Linked DNA regions of Mus musculus: region 1 is linked to region 2. The links are chromatin contacts, found by POLR2A ChIA-PET in ENCODE. All regions are on one chromosome and are shown on one strand. Each heading gives the region's core, a stretch centred on a gene start or an enhancer-like site at or near the end of the contact. The rest is flanking DNA. Distances are from core to core; before and after follow the strand shown.

Evidence for each region. ChIA-PET counts read pairs that join two places held with the same protein, here RNA polymerase II (POLR2A).
Region 1: POLR2A ChIA-PET joins it to region 2 with 19 read pairs in embryonic stem cell. The contact joins the promoter of Arfgef2 here to the promoter of Cse1l in region 2. POLR2A ChIA-PET finds 5 or more read pairs at or near these places in 3 of 5 experiments (Patski and embryonic stem cell).

Annotation. Positions count from the first base shown.
Region 1 is chr2:166,802,435-166,807,616 of GRCm38, reverse strand. Arfgef2 (ADP-ribosylation factor guanine nucleotide-exchange factor 2 (brefeldin A-inhibited)) reads right to left here and starts at 2,036. Exons shown (of 39, transcript NM_001085495.2): 1 at 1,782-2,036. The coding sequence starts at 1,902.
Region 2 is chr2:166,902,491-166,907,844 of GRCm38, reverse strand. Cse1l (chromosome segregation 1-like (S. cerevisiae)) reads right to left here and starts at 1,749. Exons shown (of 25, transcript NM_023565.3): 1 at 1,668-1,749. Gm31204 (a long non-coding RNA gene) reads left to right here and starts at 551. Exons shown (of 3, transcript XR_866966.3): 1 at 551-2,266.

The DNA of each region.
Region 1 (5,182 bases), core at 787-3,286, 100 kb after region 2:
AGGGAAAGACACTGTCTTGCATAAGTGGAGAGCAATCAAAGACAGCCAGCCCGGCAGTGGTGGCACATGGCTTTAATCCCAGCACTTGGGAAGCAGAGGCAGGTGGATTTCTGAGTTCAAGGCCAGCCTGGTCTACAGAGTGAGTTCCAGGACAGCCAGGATTACACAGAGAAACCCTGTTTCGAAAAACAAAAACCAAAAAATAAAATAAAATAAAAATAAATTAAGAAGTTAAAACGTGAAGCCCTATGGCAAGAATGGAGTCTAGGAGGGTTCAGCCTGAGGCTCATGCCTCCCTCACAGCTGCTTTTCCAATGCTTACCCTACATTCCTGATAGAACAAAACCCAACTCTTGGCCCTGGTTTTCAAAACAGAAAAGCTTTAACATTTAGGTCTCAGTAAATCCCTTCCACAGACCCTGAATTTCACAAGATTAGCTGCTCAGGATTACACAGGCCTCAAGCAACCCCCAAGATCAACAACAGTTTCTGACCCTTAGGGACTCTCAAATGCTTCCCACATATTTGAGGCCTGAATCTTATTCACCGGGAAGTGCAAAGCTCACAAATCCATTCCAAGGTCTCAAGTGGACGTTCTCCTGCACCCATGGAGAAGAGTGACTAACAGAAACTCAGCCCTTCTGTTTACTCAACCTTTTAGGACAACAGGCCTTTTAACCAAATCCCATGGATTGCACAGGGCGATGAATTCACAGGGAGACAGCTCTGGTCAAATGTCCTGACGCTCTCCGTCCACAACTTTTTTCCTCTTGAACCTCCACACAGTCGACATTTCTTACCTTTCAGACCTGGGCTCAAATGTCACACTTTCAGACAAGACTACTTTCCTGACCATCCAACCTAAAGCAGACCTCAGGTCCTCTGTATCACTTAAGTCTTTTTTCTGACAGCAGTACTTATTAGTACTGTTTTGTCTGCTCTATCAGAACCTAAGAAGATCCACAGGGACAAAGGATTCCATTTCTCCTTCATAGACATCTCCTCAGTACCTGCTACACAGGCTCTCGAGAAGTAACTAAAGATAGGAGACTGATGTTGGTGTCAACTACCGAGCTTTTACCTAGTTAGGAGCTAGAGACTTCTGTCTTTCCACAATCCATGGATCCATTCAACCAGCAAATATTTACTGAGCAACTACTGTGTGCGAAGCACTGTCATAAATGCACAGGACACCGCATTGAAGCAATCAGACAAGTATCTTTGCTCTACAGAACCTTTATTTTAGGGACCCGCCCTAAAATGAGTAGAAGTCGTACACGCTGTCCAATGCCTGAAATATAGATCATCTTACATCCCTTCCAGGCGAAGCGCCCTGGGAACCCCAATGTTCTCCAGTGAGACATTTCCCAAACAAGCCTCCGGGGTTCCTCGGCACCAACCGGGCAGCTCTCTGACCTGCTCTGATCGCTCCCGTGGGAGAGCCCCCAACCAGCATAGTGGCGCTGAAGGAAAAACTTAAGATCGAGAGCTACTGCTTCAGAGGACTTGGAGATGGTGAGGGGAGGAACCAGGAAACGGGACAAGGAGTCGTGGCAAGGGCCCCAGGCAGGGAAGCTGGAAAACCAGCCGTGGCTGTCACCAACTTGCTAGGTGACCTTGGGCCAGTCTCGGCCGCCCCAACACCAGCTCCCACGGGGACAGCGAGCGGAAGAGGACGGGAGGGTGGGATTCGGGCTGGGAGGAGTGGAGGGCAGCAGGCCCGGAGGGTAACGGCCGGCGTGGGGAAGCCGGCGCGGGCCAGGCCGGGGTGGCTCACTCACCGAGCGCCACCTGGCAGGCCCTACGCAGCTGGGAGTGCTGGGGCCGCTTCACCTCCTTGTCAGCTAGGATCTTCTCCAGGGCCCGGGACACGAACATGCTCTTGGTCTGGCTTTCCTGCATGGCCCCGGCCTGCGGGGGCCGGCGACCCCGCGAGCCGGCGGTGCGAGCGAGCAGGAGAGCGAGGCTGAGGGCCCGGCGACCCGGCCGGCACCGGCCGCGTCCGTGCGCGCCGCCCTGTCAGGAAGAGACGCCCCGGCCCCACGGCGCCGCCAAGTTGCAGCGCGTCACGTGACCACGTGACTGGCGGTGTCGCTGCGTCTGCTGAGCGTCGGTCGACCCTGTGACCCCAAGGGTGGGGGGCCGGCCGGGAGGCGGAGCCAGAGTGGGGTGGAGTTCTGTGGGTGGGGCGGGTGGGCGGGGCAGTAGACCTGTGGTGGGGCGTGGTCTGTTCGGTTGGGGCGGGGCCTACGCGAGTGGTGCTGGTCCGGGCGTGTCTAAGTAGTATAACCGGGCCAGGTAGGGGAGTGATGGTCAATGACTATGAAGGGGAAGAAAATGCAGGTCAAAGCCTATAGACATGGGCAGCCCTGAAGGAAAGATGCAAGTGATCGGAGGTAGGAAGAGACTAAGAGCATGCGCTAGATATGCTGAGAAAAGCGAAAGAGGGAGTAAAGGGGAAAGAAAAAAATCGTAAAAAGAATTAGTGAGGGCTGGTGAGATAGCTCAGTGTTTAAGAGCACCGACTGCTCTTCCAAAGGTCCTGAGTTCAAATCCCAGCAACCACATGGTGGCTCACAACCACCCGTAATGAAATCTGATGCCTTCTTCTGGAGTGTCTGAAGACAGCTACAGTGTACACATAATAAATAAATAAATAAATAAATAAATAAATAAATCTTTAAAAAAAAGAATTAGTGAGAGTAATAATAGTCGAGAGAAGAGAGATGGGCAAAAGGAAGTGAATGGAATGAGAGAGGTGACAGAGAGTAGGGAAGGTCAGATGCCGGATCCAGGAAGGGCAGAGAAATCAGGGATGGAAAGGAGGCTCAGGGAAGTTAAGAACCAGGACTGAGGATGAAGCCAGAAGGGAAGAGAGAAGAGAGAGGAGGGGAGGGGAAAGAAGGGTAGGCTGGAAGGTATATTCACGGTGTCTATCTCTTCCAGATTTGTATCTCTGACAGCAAACCACACCAGCCCTGGACACAGTCCTGCTGCCACAGGAGAGAGAGCTCCTGGCGGGCCAGTTTGTAAGAAGTAATCCTTCTGTCGCTAGAGTTTTACTTGTTTGTTTTGTTTGTTGTTGTTGTTTTGATACAATCCTGATGTGTATCGCCGGCTGTCCTTGACCTTGAACTCAATGTCCTCTCTGGGATGAGGGACTGAGTTGCATATTTTACATACCAAAGCTGACCTGGCCTCCAGGTTCTCCCAGCATCCCTCAGTCCCTACCTGGCATCCCCTGCTCCCAACCCTGAACTTTCCAGCACAAGGGTTGGGCTGCCCTTCTCCTTCCTTTTCACTCAGAGGCAGAGGCTCTTCCAGACATTTTGGCTTCTCTCTCTCTCTCTCTCTCTCTCTCTCTCTCTCTTTCTCTCTCTCTCTGCAAGCACTCTTCCTCTCTTCCCATGGCGACTTGCCTTGCCTCCTTCCTCAGGACCAGTGAACTCAACTGAGAGCAGCTTCGCAGCTTCCCAGGAAACCTACATTTAATATAATCTTACCTCTCTTGAATTGGCTCAATTCACCGGCAGGGAAATAACTTATCACCCTCCTGAGCTGGGATTGTAGGAGGAAGCCACCACACCTGAACATCTGCTTTCTAAGTGCCAGTCTGTGCCAATGCTACCAACAACTCCCCTTTTCCTGGTCTGTTTTCATCAGCCTCCAGTACGGAGGACAAAACCGGAGAAGAAACTGAGCCAGGTGGCCAGTGTGGCATGGCCGGTACCTGAGTGGAAGACAGGGCCTTGTCTTGACAGTACTGATGCTTCCCACACCACCCCTTGCTTTTTTCCCACAGGGCAGCCTTGATACTTTGTCTCACAAGAAGCAGACAGTTCTTCCTCATGGAAATTTTGGGAATGTCCCATGCCACCATGTTCAAATGCTCAACTCAAATATCCATTGTCACTGTGTCCCCTAGCTAATAGCTAATATTTATAATAGCATTTGTGGACCTTTTGTATTTTCAGTTTGTGGGGCTCTGCCCCTGGACTGGGGTGGGGGGGAGGGTCCAGTCCAGAGGCAGGTGGAACACTTCAAGTTTGTAAATTCCACTGATTACAATGTGACTCAGAACTACAGCTGGGCCTCAGAACAGATACCACACAAGGCTGGTAGGGCTGCAGCCGCAGCAGGTGTAATTGTGCCTGTTTGTCCACTGAATTAAAATTAGTAACTTACACACTGCTTTCTTGTGGCCTTTTTTTGTTGTTGTTGTTTTGTTTTTTTGTTTTTTGAGGCAGGGTTTCTCTGTGTAGCCCTGGCTGTCCTGGAACTCACTCTGTAGACCAGGCTGGCCTCGAGAGATCCGCCTACCTCTGCCTTCCAAGCGCTGGGATCAAAGGCATGTGCCACTACTACCTGGCTTGGCTCATCTTTTTAAGGTCATTATCATTGATTAAAACTATGAGAATAGAAGATGTTATTATCATGAGTTTCTTTTCAAAATAGTTACTGGAGGCCTTTGGTTACAAAATGGTATGTCCTACCCACTGAGATTGTAAGCTGTAAGCGCCACTGGCCCTGCCTGCCATGTAGTTTTCAGCTCAATGTTACAAAAGAGGGGCCTCTCTAGCACCCTTTCTGAAGGCCCTCCATCACCACCTGTTTCCATGGCATCCTGTTCGATTTTTAAAAATTAGATGTTTATTTACATTGCAAATTTACCCCCTTTCTCATTTTCCCCGTGAAAACCCTATTCCATCCCCCCTCCACCAGCTCACTAACCCACCCACTCCCACTTCCGTCCTGGCATTCCCCTACACTTGGGCATTGAGCCTTCACAGGACCAAGGGCTTTTCCTCTCATTGGTATCCCACAAGGCCATCCTCTGCTACATATGCAGCTGGAGTCATGAGTTCCACCATGTGTACTCTTTGGTTGGTGGTTTAGTCCCTGGGAGCTCTGGGGGTAGTGGTTGCTTCATATTGTTGTACCTCTTATGGGGCTGCAAACCCCTTCAGCTCCTTGTGTCCTTTCTCTAGCTCCATCATTGGAGACCGTGTGCTCAGTCCAATGGATGACTGTAAGCATCCACTTCTGTATCTGTCGGGCACTAGCAGAGCCTCTCAGGAGACAGCTACATCAGGCTCCTGTCAGCAAGCGCTTGTTGGCATCCGCAGTAGTGTCTGGGTTTGGTGACTGTAAATGGGACGGATCCCCAGGTGGGGCAGTCACT
Region 2 (5,354 bases), core at 500-2,999:
AAGACGCCCCGAATTCCAAGTGAGTTTCTGTCCTTGAGTTTTTGTTTCTTGTTCACCTCACCTTTCCCTGGTTAGTCTCTGCTCAAACGCCACCTCTTCACCTGTCACCTCTGTCACGACCTGAAATACCTGAACTCACTCACGGACTCCTCCAATTAGAACGTGAGCTCCCTAAAGAGAGACACCTTGTCCACTTGTGATTCTTCACTATATTCCCAGGGTTTCATAGAATGAGATATTAAACAAATAAGGCAATAAATCAATTCCACAGTTAAAAGCACTGCTCTCTCAACCAATTCCTGTCTAGAGACTGGCTTCCCAAAGCCCAACTAGAACACCAAACAGCCAGAGGGGAGAAAATTCCTTTGCACAAATGGAAAAGTGAAGAAGAGTTGAGTGTGGTAGCCTACACTTGTAGAAAGATAACGCTCTAAGTCTAGCCTGGGCTATGAAAGACCCTTTATCCAAAATAAATAGATAGACAGACAGACAGATACCTTCCATGTCTTCATAAAATAACAGAGCATTCACCATGTGGCTCTCATACATGGGACCCAGCAATAAAAAGTTATCCTTAAAGATAACTCAGAGCAGATGAGAACCGTGAGAAACAAGCAGTAGTTACTACATATAAGGTCAATGCTACAGGACACATAAACGTGGGTGATGTGGCCATCGCAGTGAGAACTGAGAACTCCTCCCTAAGAAGGGAACTTGAAAGGCAGGGAGGGAGGCAGCCCCGCCAAGATCTGAGGTCAGCTGCTTCTAACATCACGAAAGCTGGGGACTTAGCATACAGGACGGGACTATGAATACTTAAAAGAGCCGGTCATGGAGGCGACAGTGCTTATGGAGAGACGAATGGCCATGGTCAGCAGTTCAGGCGAGCCCTCTGGGAAACACAGCCTGCAGTCAGCGGAACCTTCAAGCCACTTAACCGAATATGCAAGTGAAGAATCGTAAGTTTGAGGAGAGGGTAAAAATGCCATTTCAGTGGAAGAGATTGTTCAACACGTGAGGGAGCACGGTTTCCACGCCCAGCATCACCTAATTATTTAAAAACTAGGAAATTCGTAGAGAGGCAAGGACTAGCTCTGAATTACACTCCTAGGGAAAGACGGAGTGTGCGTGGGGACAGATTATCTAACTGGAAAGCCGGCGAGCCCCAGGCAGGGGAACACCATTCGCCTGTAGGTTCCTTAGGTCCTAGGGACACGAACGTCACAGCCAGCTGAAACCCGAGGGCCAAGTCCACTCTGGCGGAGGCCAAAGCCCCGCGAAGTCAGAGTGGGCGATCTCCGGCCTCTTTTAGAACCAGGGACCCAGACCGGCTCGGCCAGGTCAGGCCTCGGCGCGGAACAGCGCTCACGCTGCGGGCCCCGGCGCGCCGAGAACGGACGCGCGGGCTTGACCAATCCGCGGACGCCTACGCGGCGGCGCGACCAATCCCAGCAACGCTGGAAGGGAAGGGGCGGGAGCTCGAGAAGCTCGCGTGAGGCCGAGCCCCAAGCTGCCCCAGCTTCCCGGAGCGGTCAGGCCCGACCCAGAGGCGGCGTGCGGGGAAGACCAGGCGCGCGTCCTCGGGCTGAGGCCCAGATCCACCTCCCAGCGATCGGCCCCTCCCTCAGCCGCGTCCCCGCGGCCACCCTGCTCGCTCCATGCCTCACCTCGTGGGGACGCCGAGACCGAGGAGGGAATCCCAAGCGAGAGCTGCAGCCGACACTACCCCACTCCAGCCGCTGCTCCGCCTCACATTCAAACCCTGGCAAAATGGCGCGGCGGCTAAGGTGGCGGCCACTGCGCATGTGCGAGTGAGACCGGGACGCGGGGTGGAGCCAGGAATGCTTTGGCCCCACCCCGGCTGCGAGGGCCAATCGGAACCATTGCTCGGGTCTGCGGTGACGTCACAAGAGACCGTGCCTTTTGACGCAGGCTTCTGTTTTGGGTTTCTTTCCTCAGACCCTAGCAGGTTCTGCGAGTGGCTCCTAGTGGCTTCTAACTGTTGGATGGAACGTGCTCGTTCACGCCTGAGCGAAGGGACAGAGCAGAGCGTCTGTTCTAGGACAAATAGAATAAACGAATGAGTAAGAATTTCAAGCTAGGGGATAGCACGCTTGGTTAAGCAAGTGATAGCTGCGCAAGGAAGAAGACGGGAGTTCGAATCCCCAGCACCCACATAAAAGCCAGCCTGACTACAATTCCGTACCTGGGGAGGCAGACACAGGAAGATCGCTGGGGCTTACTGGCCGGCCTGTCTAGCTAATTGGTGAGCTTCTGTTTCCATAAGAGATCCAGCCTTGAAAACTAAGAGAGCAATGGATGAAGACACCCACATTCATTCACTCACACACACATGATTTCAGAAGCTGAAGGCGATGGCTCATGCTTGTTACCACTTGGCACTTGGGAGGCAGAAGCAAGACAATCGCCATTTATTTAAGCCCAGCATGGTCTACACAGAGGCCAGGCATAGCTACACAGTGAGATCCTTTCTCAAAAAAAAATTTTTTTTTTCAGACGACGATGTAGTTGGTGGCAACTTAAAGGTAACTGGGATGTTCATTTGACCCTTGAACAAGAGAAATCTTATCTTTTCAAAAGCCAGGAGACAGTTGTGTGACTGTACGCCTCGCAAGCAAAGAAAGGTGAAGGTCTAGAAGCAGGTTTTTGATCAAGACTGAAGCCTAGTGTTCTGTAGTAAGACCGGGCTGAAGAAGCCAGCTTAGCTTGCCTTCTCTGTTCCTCTCTGCTACAAGCTTACCCCACTTTACTGCACTGATATGTGTTCCTTCCTGTCTCTGGGTCCAGGAGTAGCTGGCTCACTTTGCGTTTTAGCCAGTAAAGGACAGGCTGCCTAGCTTGCCATGAATTCCAGGTCACAAACACTCATTTTCATAATCGATACTTCATGGGAACGCTTACCCTCAAAAGCATGCATTGTTTATGTAAGGTTCTCATTAAACTGTTTTTTTTTTTAAGATTTATTTATTTGTTATATGTAAGTACACTGTAGCTGTCTTCAGACACTCCAGAAGAGGGCATCAGATTTCATTACGGATGGTTGTGAGCCACCATGTGGTTGCTGGGATTTGAACTCAGGACCTTCAGAAGAGCAGCCGGTGCTCTTAACCACTGAGCCATCTCGCCAGCCCTAAACTGGGTTTTCTGTATCTTACCTGGTTGGCTTGACTTCATTCTATCATCCTGAGTTAATTTATGTAACAGGAGGGGTGCGTGGGTGCCATGGTAGCTGTGTGAGGTCAGGTCTCACCAGCTTGTGGGTCCCAGGGATTGAACCCTGGCCCTCAGTCTTGGCAGCAAGTGCTTCTACCCTCAGCCCTCCTCCTCATGCTGTCTGCAAGGCGTGTGAGTTTCTTGTGTTTCTTCTACACAAGAGCTTAAGTCTTACTGCTCTTCTTTATAGCCGTGCCTCCAACACTCAGCACACCCCAGCTGCTCAGTAAAGATGTTCTGGGGTTTTTTGTTTGATTGGTTTGGTTTGCTTATGACTTCTCGAGACAGGGTTTTTCTGTGTAGCTGTCGCTGTCCTGGAAGACAGAGCTGTAGACTAGGCTGGTCTCGAACTCACAGAGATCTGGTTGACTCCATCTCCCAAATGTTGGGATTAAAGATGTGCCACTGCCACCACCACCAGGCTCTGTTGCTAGGTAATTTTTTTTTAGATTTATTTATTTATTACGTATACAATATTCTGCCCGCATGTATGCCTGCATGCCTGAAGAGGGCACCAGATCTCATTGTGGATGGTTATGAGCCACCATGTGGTTGCTGGGAAATTGAACTCAGGACCTCTGGAAGAGCAGACAGTGCTCTTAACCTCTGAGCCACCTCTCTAGTCCAAATATATGTATATTTAATGTTAAGGTTTTTTTCTTTTCTGTGTGCCACATGCATGCAGTGCCCAAAGAGGCCAGAGGAGAGCGCTGTTTCCCACAGAGCTGGAGGTGACACATGGGAGCTGGAAACAGTACCTGGGTCCCCTGGAAGAGCAGCCAGTGCTTTCACCCATGGAGGAGCACCTCTCCTGCCCCTCCCTGTGTGTTGGGTATGCACATCCGTATAGGTGAAATGTCGTGTATAAGTACAAGCAAGGCACTGGATTTTTTTTGTTTGTTTGGTTTTTCAAGACAGGGTTTCTCTGTATAGCCCTGACTGTCCTGGAACTCACTTTGTAGACCAGGCTGGCCTCAAACTCAGAAATCCGCCTACCTCTGCCTCCTGAGTGCTGGGATTAAAGGCGTGTACCACCACCGGCTGGTAAGGCCCTGGATTTTGTTAGAAATAAGTTCAAAGTTCTAAAGAATGAGACCACTATTCCAGTTGAAATGTCTCAACAGGGCAAGACTTTACTTTGACCTAGACCCTGGACTAGAGCAGTGGTCCTCAGCCTTCCTAACACTGGGATCCTTTCATACTGTTCCTCATGTTGTGGGGACCCCCCCAACCATAAAATTATTTTTGTTGCTACTTCATAATTGTAATTTTGCTCCTATTATTAACATAATAATATAACGTAAGTAACTGTCTTCCAATGTTCTTAGGTGAGCCCCATGGTGAGAACATTTGTTCTAGATTCTAGAGTGCATTGCTCAGAAACATGGAAGAGCATTTTCTGATGTAGGCGACGATCGGTCAGGTCTTTCCTCCATTGGCTGGTGTCTGACCTCACACTTCTCCATTGGCTAGTTTCAAAAGAAAGTGAAGAACTGGGTGTGGTGGTACTCGCCTTTAATCCTTATCAAGGCCAGCCTGGTCTACAGAGAAAGTTCCAGGACAGTCAGGACTGCACAGAGAAACCCTGTCTCAACAAAACAGAACAAGAAAACAAAGGATATGATGGAGAGAAGAAGGGGTTGGGCTCTTAATATTTTTAAGTTCCAAGAGAGCAACAGGGCCTTTACATAAACAAAGGTTTTACAGGGTAAGGAGACTAAACCATTTATATAAAATCTTACAAGGTTGGAGAGGATAAAATATATGAATTTCTTGTCATAAAGAGAAATTTTGGGGCTGGAGAGATGGCTCAGCAGCTGAGAGCACTGACTGCTCTTCTGAAGGTCCTGAGTTCAAATCCCAACAACCACATGGTAGCTCACAACTACCCTTAATGAGATCTGATGCCCTCTTCTGGTGTGTCTGAAGACAGCTACAGTGTACTTATATAATAGTACTTATATAATAATAAATCTTTGGGCCGGAGCGGGCAGGGTTGACAGGAGGGAGCAGAGGTCCTAAAATCAATTCCCAACAACCACACGAAGGCTCACAACCATCTACAGCTACAGCGTACCCATATACATAAAAATAAATAAAATCTTTTTTTTTTAAGTGAA